Linked DNA regions of Homo sapiens: region 2 is linked to region 1. Evidence: chromatin contacts called from ENCODE Hi-C or POLR2A ChIA-PET data. All regions are on one chromosome and are shown on one strand. The core of a region is the stretch at or near the end of the contact, and the rest is flanking DNA. Distances in the headings are between cores, read along the strand shown.

Region 1 (5,221 bases), core at 2,483-4,982:
CTGAAACCGTGGAAAGTAAATCCACAGATAGGGAAGGAATACTGTAATGCTATGAAGAGAGCATTAAGGGTGATTCTGGTCAGGGCTCAGAAGAAAATAATAGCTGTAGGGAAAGTATGAATCTTCTTATAGGTTATTTAGGTGGTCGTGGCCAGAATGCTGAGAGAAATATGGACAATAGAGGCTATTCTGATGAGATCTCAGATGGAAATGAGGAACAAGAATTGGAAACTGGAGTAAAGGCCATCCTTGTTACAAAGTGGCAAAGGACTTGATTGAATTATGTTCATGTCTAAAGGCTTTATGGAAGGCAGAGTTAAAGAAAGAAGAACAAGTATATCGGGGGAAGAAATTTCCAAGAAAAATGTTGAAGGAGCTGATTGGTGTCTTTGAACTGCGTATAGTAAAATGCAAGAGGAAAGAAACGATTTAAAGGTGGAATTCGCAATTAAAAGGGAAACACAGAATATAGATGTAGAAAATGTGCAACCTGACCAACAATGAGAACACATGGTCACAGGAAGGGGAACATCACACACCAGGGACTGTTGTGGGGTGGGGGGAGGGGGGAGGGCTAGCATTAGGAGATATACCTAATGTAAATGACAAGTTAATGGGTGCAGCACACCAACATGGCACATGTATACATATGTAACAAACCTGCACGTTGTGCACATGTACCCTAAAACTTAAAGTATAATAATAATAAAATTTAAAAAAAAGAATGAAAAAGCATGCAAGGGTGTGGCCAAGTGATGCTTTGATACAAGGATTGATAAGAATAGAAGGAAGCTAGGTGCTGTTCATCAGATCAATGGGAGAATGGCTCTGAAGGCATTTCAGAGATTGTTGAAGCTATCCCTCCCATCACAGGCTCCAAATGAGAGAAACTTGAGGTCAGAAAGGGCTTGGTACTCTCCACATTCTAGCACAGTGCCCCTTTGCTGCTCCAGTTGTGGCTCAAGTGGGCTTAGATGAGACTTGTGCTGCTGCTGCAGAGGGTACAAACTGTGAGCCTTGGTGGTGTTGATGTAGTACTGACTGTAGATACACAGACTGCAGGAGTTGTGGGGCAATGGTTGTCCACCTAGGTTTGAAAGGATGTTTCTGACAGCCTGCCTTAGGGGTGTAGCCACAGCAGAGAGGTCCTCCTAGGGCCATGCTCAGGAAAACGGGGGGTCAGAGCAGCCACTGAGACCCTAGAACTGTAGAACTATCAGCCTGCAATACTAGCCTGAGAGAGCTGCAGCAGAGACTCCAATCAGATAGCTGCTGTATGGGCTGAGCCCAGCAAAGCCATGGGGCAGGGCTATCTGAGGGCATTTGGGGCCTAACACCAAGGCCCCAGGCAGCCCTTCCCCATGTCGGGCACATCCAGGAGACAGCACATGGAGTCGAAGTTTATTCTCCAGTCTTAAGATTTAATGCTGTCTTCCCTGTTGGACTCACCTGGGGCCAGTTACCCTTTTTCTTTCCTGTTGCTCCCTTTTGGAATGGGCCTGTCTATCCTATGCCTCTCCCACCATTGGATTTTGGAACTAGATAACTTCTTTAATAGGTTCACATATGGAGGAGAATTTGCCTCAGGATAAGTCCTGTGTTGAGTCTTATTCATATCAGAGTCACATGAGACTCTTAGATTTACATTTTGACTTTTAAGTTGGTGATGGAACATGACTTTGGGACTATTGGGATAAAAGGAATATATTTTGCGTATGAGAAGGACATGGATGTGGGGGGCCAAGGGTGGAATGCAATGGTTTGAATGTGTCCCTCAAAGTTCATGTGTTGGAAACTTGATCCTCAATGCAGCAGTGTTGGGAGGTGGGGCCTAACAGGAGATGTTTGGGTCATGGTGACACCACCCTCATGAGTGGATTAATGTTGTTATCACAAGAGTGGGTTCCTTATAAAAGGATGAGTTTGACTCCTTCTTTCTCTGTCTCACCCTCTCTCCCTTCCACAATGGGATAACATGGTATTCCTGGTTATCTATAACCAAGTCTCATTCTATAAACGGAATCCTAATTCCACAAGGTTCCACATATGCTATTTATCAGGGGACATGTTGCTTACCACATAAATAATTGTAGTTTTCCTGAAATGAAACTCTGATCTCCTTGTTTGGAATGTTTTCCTCTCTTTTATCCAGAAGTCAAACGATATATACATTTTTAAAGGACCTTACATGCTTCTATGTCATCAAAAAGCCTTCATTCATTCAACAAACATTTATTTCCGGTGTTCTCTGTGCTGAGTATCATGGTAACAAAAAGAAACGTCATAGCCCATGCCTTCAGGCTATTTGCATTGCATATGGGGGAATGAAAGAAGTAAACGTCTATGATACAGTAGAATGTATCACATTATGAGCACAAGGCAGGAAATAATGATAAATGAATGGGGTAGTTTATCAGGAAAGATATTACTGAGGAGGAAATATTTAACTGGGTTTTGACAAATGAGTAGGAGTTTGCAGAGTGGACAAAAAAAGACGACACATTCCAAGAAGATGAAGCAGTTTCAGCAAGCTTAGCAAATTTTGTTCTTTACCACTTTCTTGGCTACACTAAGACATATTAGGCTTACTTTCTCTTTAATCTTGGACAAGCATTTTGTTTGTTTGTTTTAGCTTTTTAATGCTTCTTTTGAGTATTCTGCTAAAAGAGCAATAAGAATGTACACTACTTTATAAGGTTGTAATAAAGAGTGAAAATGAAAAAGATATTTAGCACAATGTCTGGTACATAGTCAATACTTCACAAGTAATATACATACCCTGAGGATGTATGGAACTTATCCACATACTATACATTTTTATTTTAGTTGTTTAATGAACATAATTGTAATTCTTTTCATTTTTGCCAAATTCTGTTTCTTATGCATGTGTCTTATACAAGTACCTGCAGGAAAAAGAGGAGGGTTTATCTGTTCTATACCCAGAGTACCCAATAGAATGTCTTGGATGCATATTATTGAAGGCTTAATAATTCTAAATATTGTTTACATATAACAAATGCTTTTGTCAATGAATAATCCATCATGCAGTTTTGATGATCAAAGGTAAATCAAAACTTCCTACTCCAAATGCCTATACTGTAAGACATACAGAAAAATGTGTTTTTACTCATTAAAGGCAATGAGTCATGGCTAAGTACTTTCACTTGGAGTGGTGGAATGAGATCTGACACAGAGTTTATAACTTCCTTAAGATCTGACCATCTCCCCAACCATTCAAGAAGCATACACGGAATCAGAGTCATCTTCATTATAGATGGGACATCCTTCTCCCGAATGAGTCCTTCCTTCTAATTCCTTTCCAACATTTCATCTGACCAGGACATTATTTGACAACAAAAGACACATTAACATTATAAAAGTTGTCCCCCATGATTTGCAGAGAGCAATCTACAGGTAGGAGGGAGAATCACATTTAGAAATAAAGTGTCAGAGTCATGTGACCAGTGCTTTGTAAAAGACACTGCAGAGACCAGGGACAAAGGTGACCCCCACTAAGGAAGAAATATGACAAGTGTTTCCAATAGAAACACAGGAGCACAGCAGGAAAAGGAAATGGGTTATTTTCTCTCTTTTGGAGTATTTAAGTAGAAACACACAATTATGTAATTACATGATTAAGTTTTCCACGAGGTAAATAATAAGGAAATAATGACGTGGTGGCAATGGGCCTTCAGCAGGGTATAAAGGAGGCTATGGACCCAGAAGACTTCCAAACCCAAGAACTTCACTCTCTTGGAAACCCACCCAGATCCTCCCCGTTCTGACACCATGGTCAGCTCCTGTTGTGGCTCCGTGTGCTCTGACCAGGGCTGCAGCCAAGACCTCTGTCAGGAGACCTGCTGCCGCCCCAGCTGCTGTCAGACCACCTGTTGCAGGACCACCTGCTACCGCCCCAGCTGTTGTGTGTCCAGCTGCTGCAGGCCCCAGTGCTGCCAGTCTGTGTGCTGCCAACCCACCTGCTGTCGCCCCACCTGCTGTGAGACGACCTGCTGCCACCCTAGGTGCTGCATCTCCAGCTGCTGCCGCCCCAGCTGCTGTATGTCCAGCTGCTGCAAGCCCCAGTGCTGCCAGTCTGTGTGCTGCCAGCCCACCTGCTGCCGCCCCAGCTGCTGCCGCCCCTGCTGCTGCCTGCGTCCAGTCTGTGGCCGAGTCTCCTGCCACACCACTTGCTATCGCCCAACCTGTGTCATCTCCACCTGTCCCCGCCCCTTGTGCTGTGCCTCCTCTTGCTGCTGAGCCCACTGCCCTGGCTCACGTCCCCCTTCACCACTGGCCCACAGATGTAGACCCTTCTACTGTGCTGACCATTAGGATACATGAAGTGGGGTTGATGTCATTCAATAGGATGGACCTTATGCTTCCAAAGAGCCCACCACCATTTCACTGACTCTGTGAGAACATTCTGGTTCATTTTAAACTCCCTCCTTTGCTTTCTTTTTCTTCTGGTGGTGGCACCAAATGTGAATTAATTTGTAATACACTAGCTAAGAAATTATTCCAATCTTCTGATTTCCTTATTTTCTTTATCACTTTAAGGTACAGATTCTCCTTCTCAGTGAGGTAGATATTATCTGCAGGACCAGTTTTGTCACTGATGTTGCACCCTCAGATCCAGCCACCCAATTGTATTCTGTGTTTCTCCTAGGGTGAATTTCTTATGCTTTGTTGTATCTCTGCTTTCTAATAAACTTTTCTGCACTTAAGAATTCATTGGTATCATTCTCTATTGCTTTCATAATTATTTTACTGATTCCCTGGCAATTATATTTTACACAAAGACACAGGAGGAGCAACCCGTCTTGAAATCATTTTGAAGATACATTCTATATCAAATATAGATAATTTAAGGTATTGGAATAAAAGTGCTGTGTGTATATGTGTGTGTATGTGCACATGTGTCTTAATATTCTAAATTAAGACATTTAATTCATGCCTTAGCTCTTGAAACACATTTTATCATGAACACATTATATCTCACAATACTATTGTCCCTATTTTGACAAAAAACATAAAACCAAATTTCAGAAAAGTAGACACCAATGAAATAAGGGAAATCTTCTATAAAGAATTTAATGTACTCGAGTCATTTCACTCAATAAACAACATTTTGGAATTTATAACCAAAAAGCGGGCTTTATTTCCCAGTGAGTTCTGCTGAGAAAAAAAAAGCATGTTGAGCTGTATTTTATCTGGATAGCAT
Region 2 (5,009 bases), core at 1,196-3,695, 84 kb after region 1:
TAGCTATTTGGCTATGACAAACTAATACTAGTTGCACCTCACTTGAAAATATATGATAGCAACTTAGTACATGGTATTGTACATATCTTCACTTGGTTAAACAACTTTTAGAGGATATGCTTAGTGATTTATATTTCAACTCTAAATTGTTAGTTTTCTTTTTTTTTATTATACTTTAAGTTTTAGGGTACATGTGCACATTGTGCAGGTTAGTTACATATGTATACATGTGCCATGCTGGTGCGCTGCACCCACTAACTCGTCATCTAGCGTTAGGTATATCTCCCAATGCTATCCCTCCCCCCTCCCCCCACCCCACAACAGTCCCCAGGTGTGATATTCCCCTACCTGTGTCCATGTGATCTCATTGTTCAATTCCCACCTATGAGTGAGAACATGCAGTGTTTGGTTTTTTGTTCTTGCGATAGTTTACTGAGAATGATGATTTCCAATTTCATCCATGTCCCTACAAAGGACATGAACTCATCATTTTTTATGGCCGCATAGTATTCCATGGTGTATATGTGCCACATTTTCTTAATCCAGTCTATCATTGTTGGACATTTGGGTTGGTTCCAAGTCTTTGCTATTGTGAATAGTGCCACAATAAACATGAGTGTGCATGTGTCTTTATAGCAACATGATTTATACTCCTTTGGGTATATACCCAGTAATGGGATGGCTGGGTCAAATGGTATTTCCAGTTCTAGATCCCTGAGGAATCGCCACACTGACTTCCACAATGGTTGAACTAGTTTACAGTCCCACCAACAGTGTAAAAGTGTTCCTATTTCTCCACATCCTCTCCAGCACCTGTTGTTTCCTGACTTTTTAATGATTGCCATTCTAACTGGTGTGAGATGGCATCTCATTGTGGTTTTGATTTGCATTTCTCTGATGGCCAGTGATGATGAGAGAGCATGCTTTTATTTGTCAACCAGGCACCTTTATCTCATTGACATTTTATGATTACCTTCATGTGTTTTTGAGTTATTATGATCCCTTCTTAAGAGAAAAGTAATCCTAGGTTGACAGAGTTTAAATGCCATGTCTAAGATCATAGGTGGCATGCAGTACAGTCAGAATTCAGCCTCAACTCTGTATAATTCTCAAGTCCACAGAATATACTCTACATTGAGCTGCTTCTGTTTAAATTAGTTTAAATCACATCATGGGATGCAGCTTATTGAAGACAGTTTTTTTGTGCTGGCAGTTATATTCCACAGCTTTCATGTTATATGTGTTAGGTTCAAAAATGTCTCTTAAATTCTTCTCCTGTTTCTACTATGAGACTGAATTCTGGCTTGGATAAAATCTAATTGGAGAATGCCAATTTAATGTTTTAATTATTAGGGTGTTTGACAACATGTACTCTTCTTGTGTTGTGCAGAAAATAGACAGAAATATACATATACCATTATATTATAACAAATGAAAAGAGATGAGCATTTTTGGTGCTTTTGAACACTATGAAGTTTTATTGAGGAACATCAAACAATTCCACATGAAAATTGATACCACAGAAAACATTAGGAAGAAACATCTAGAAGGATACCATTTGAAGATTTATGTATATTGAATTAGAATAAAGAATTCTAAAACATGTGATGTGGAATTTGACTGTAAATTCAGATTCAATAGGAATAAAAACTTCTATAAAAGAGAATACATACTAATAAAATATTTTCCAAATCAGTCCATGCCTCTGTTTTCACGACATCAGGAAGTCCACATGTTCTCTGAATAGATACTCTGTGCCTGAACTGAAGGTTGAGAGCAAGAAGGTGCACAAATCCAGAGCAGCTTCACTCAGCAGCAAGAACTGCCGCAGCAGATGGGGTGGAAGCAGGTTGTTCTACAGCAGGTGGTCGGGCAGCTGAAAGGGCAGCGGCAGCTGGACACACAGCAGCTGGGATGACAGCAACTAGAAATGCAGCAAGCCGGGCGGCAGCAGGAGGGCTGGCAGCACTGGGGCCTGTAGCAGCTGGAGATACAGCAGCTGGGGCGGCAGCAGGTGGTCTGGCAGCAGCTGGGTTTGCAACAGCTAGAGATACAGCAGGAAGGCCTGCAGCAACTAGAAATGCAGCAGCTGGGGCGGCAGCAGGTGGTCCTGCAGCAGCTGGGTTTGCAGCAGCTGGAGATACAGCAGGAAGGCCTGCAGCAACTGGAAATGCAGCAGCTGGGGCGGCAGCAGGTGGTCCTGCAGCAGCTGGGTTTGCAGCAGCTGGAGATACAGCAGGAAGGCCTGCAGCAACTGGAAATGCAGCAGCTGGGGCGGCAGCAGGTGGTCCTGCAGCAGGTGGTCTGGCAGCAGCTGGGGCGGCAGCAGCTCTCCTGGCCGAGACCTTGACCACAGCTCTGGTCAGAGCAGACAGAGCCACAGCAGGAGCTGACCATGGCGTCAGAGGGTGGAGGTTCTGGGTGGGTTCCCAGGAGAATGAGGTTCTGGAGTTTAGAAGTCTCCTTGAGCCTCTTATATACTGCCCCAGTTTCCTGTTGTCACTATATTTTTCTTGTTTTTGTTTATTTAATTGCTAAATAATTATCAGATTACACAATAATGTTTGTCCATTTAATGGCTTAAAATCATTGGGAAGAAAATATTCTTGTCCAGATGTAATAAGATCTATACCATCTACTTTTCCTTGATTCTCACCTTGATGGCATCTTCTAGACCAAATTATCTTCCTCTTCCTCTACACAGGGCTATCAGGTGATACTCTGCATTTGAAATTACATTTCTCACTCTCTTTTCCTGTACCCAGTACCAGAATGAGATTTAGTCAGTTACATTACCAATTATTCATTTATTCCATTGACCAAGGGAGAGGAAAGCCCTTCTACTCAGTGTGGCCTCTGGCCTGGGACAAGAAGAAAATGTCCTATTTTGAGTGTCATTTTTGAGCAATGAGGAAAGGTTTAATGGCCACACACAGACACCTCCTGCTTTATTCTGTTCATTCAAGCTTTACAGAAGCACCTGGCTCAAGGTCCTGCCTTGCTTATAAAACAGAGGCATTAAATGGATAATCTGAGAGACCCAAGTTGCCAGCCATTGGGATTACAAATTTGATGTAGATTCTCCTTCAGGGGAGTTCACAGCTTGCTAGAAGGAACACACACACACATACACACACACACACACAGTATTATACTGTGATAAAGTAACATCAAAGGAGCTCATTATAGTTTAATTAAAAGAATCATACTTAAAACAAATTAGCAAACATGACAATTTGGTGGATTAATTCATAAATAAATATTTTAATTTAGTTTGTGTCTATTTTTATGATATTGTAAAATTTACATACACTGAAATGAACAAATCCCAAATGTACTATTTGATGAGTTTTTATAAATGGGTACATCCATGTAACCTCCACACCTATTAAGATAGAGAATGATGTAATTTGGCTGTGTCCCCACCCAAATCTCATCTTGAATTGTAGCTCCCGTACTCCCCATGTGTCATGGTGTCGTGGTGTCGTGGTGTCATGGGAGGGACCCGGTGGGAGGTAATTGAATCAAGGGGGCTGATTTTTCCCATGCTGTTCTCATAATAGTGAATAAGCCTCATGAGATCTGATGGTTTTATAAAGACCAGTTCCCCTGCACATGCTCTTTTGCCTTCTGCCATGTAAGAGATGCCTTTGCTCCTCCTTCACCTTCTGCCATGATTGTGAGGCCTCCCCTGCCATGTGGAACTGCAAGTCTTTTTTAGAGACTCACAATTAAACCTCCTTTTCTTTATAAATTACCCAGTCTCTGGTATTTCTTCATGCAGTATGAAAATGGATGAATACAGAGAACATTTTCATTATACTAGAAAGTTCCCAAATGTCACTTCAGTAAACTCATCACTTCATAGAGGCAGCCATATGGGGAAATTATTAGCAATGTTCTAATAATTTTTCCACCATAGGTTAGTTTTGATTTGAACATTCAAACAAATTATATATAGCATAATTGTTTTTTCTGTCTGTCATCTTTGCCTTGATATGTGGCTGTGAGAGTCACAATGTTGATGCATGCATCACTAGTTCATTCAGAGCTATACTAATAACTGCCAGGGCTTCATTTTAACTATACCAACCAATGTCATGGTAGGGTGACCAGCTGTTTCTGATTGCCCAGTCTGAGGGCATTCCCTGAACTCAGGGCTCTCATTGCTAGAACTAGGAAGTCCCAAGAAGAAAGAGACAGGTTGTTCACTCTATGATAGCATCCTTAAATGTCTTAATTAAGATCATTAAAGACCAAACACCTTGCAATATTTCTGTCACATTAACTTGTTTAGCAAACACTTGATTTACAAGTCTTTACTTTATGGGCTGTGTTTGCAAAGCTGGAGAACATGAAAGATTGAAACAATTGTATTGTGAAGCCACATGGTGTCCTGAAGAGGCAGTTGTTCATTTGATTTGCTGTATATCAGGGGCTGAGGAAAAATTAAAAACATAAAAGAAAAAGGTTTTGATTATGAGGGGAGAGGTTTCTATATAAATTTATGGAGATTAAGAAAACCCTATTGCCACAGCTACAAAGGCAGGTACATTCTGAATGTAGGGAAATGTATGGAGAATCACAACCCCTCATCCAGGGGTTCTACAAGTTGGCTGAATATTAGAGTCACTCGGGGAGTGTTAAAAACTACTGATGCCTGACTCTTGCTCAGAAAAAATCTGACTTAAGTGCTGTGGGTTATGGCCTGGGCACCAGAATTTTTCAAGTTTCTCAGGTAAAGGGCAGCCAAGCTTGAGACCCATCTGCTTAAACTGTTGTATGACATACATTGTATAATATTCAACTGGAAACAGAAGCAACTAAAATAATTAAAATACAATTGGTAGTATCTACGTAGTAGAGAAAATGATACTGGATTTTAAACACTGAATTTGGAGTATTGTAAACTAAAACACTGATAATTATCTTTGCTATTTTAGATGACTCTAATACCAAAACTGACAGTCCACATGGATGATAATGGAACAACAGGGCATGAACCACCA

What was found. A loop is a pair of places that touch in the nucleus more often than their neighbours do. ChIA-PET counts read pairs that join two places held with the same protein, here RNA polymerase II (POLR2A).
Region 2: a loop to region 1 is called in a map of heart right ventricle, with 7 times the contacts of the local background. The contact joins the promoter of KRTAP4-3 here to the promoter of KRTAP4-7 in region 1. A Hi-C loop is called at or near these places in 2 of 168 maps with a recorded cell type or tissue (chondrocyte and heart right ventricle). POLR2A ChIA-PET finds 5 or more read pairs at or near these places in 1 of 52 experiments (activated T-cell).

Annotation. Positions count from the first base shown.
Region 1 is chr17:41,080,418-41,085,638 of GRCh38, forward strand. KRTAP4-7 (keratin associated protein 4-7) reads left to right here and starts at 3,733. Exons shown (of 1, transcript NM_033061.4): 1 at 3,733-4,727. The coding sequence starts at 3,790. The coding sequence ends at 4,257. RefSeq lists an enhancer at 4,028-4,557.
Region 2 is chr17:41,165,776-41,170,784 of GRCh38, forward strand. It overlaps KRTAP4-3 (keratin associated protein 4-3), which reads right to left and starts at 2,446. Exons shown (of 1, transcript NM_033187.2): 1 at 1,456-2,446. The coding sequence starts at 2,397. The coding sequence ends at 1,810.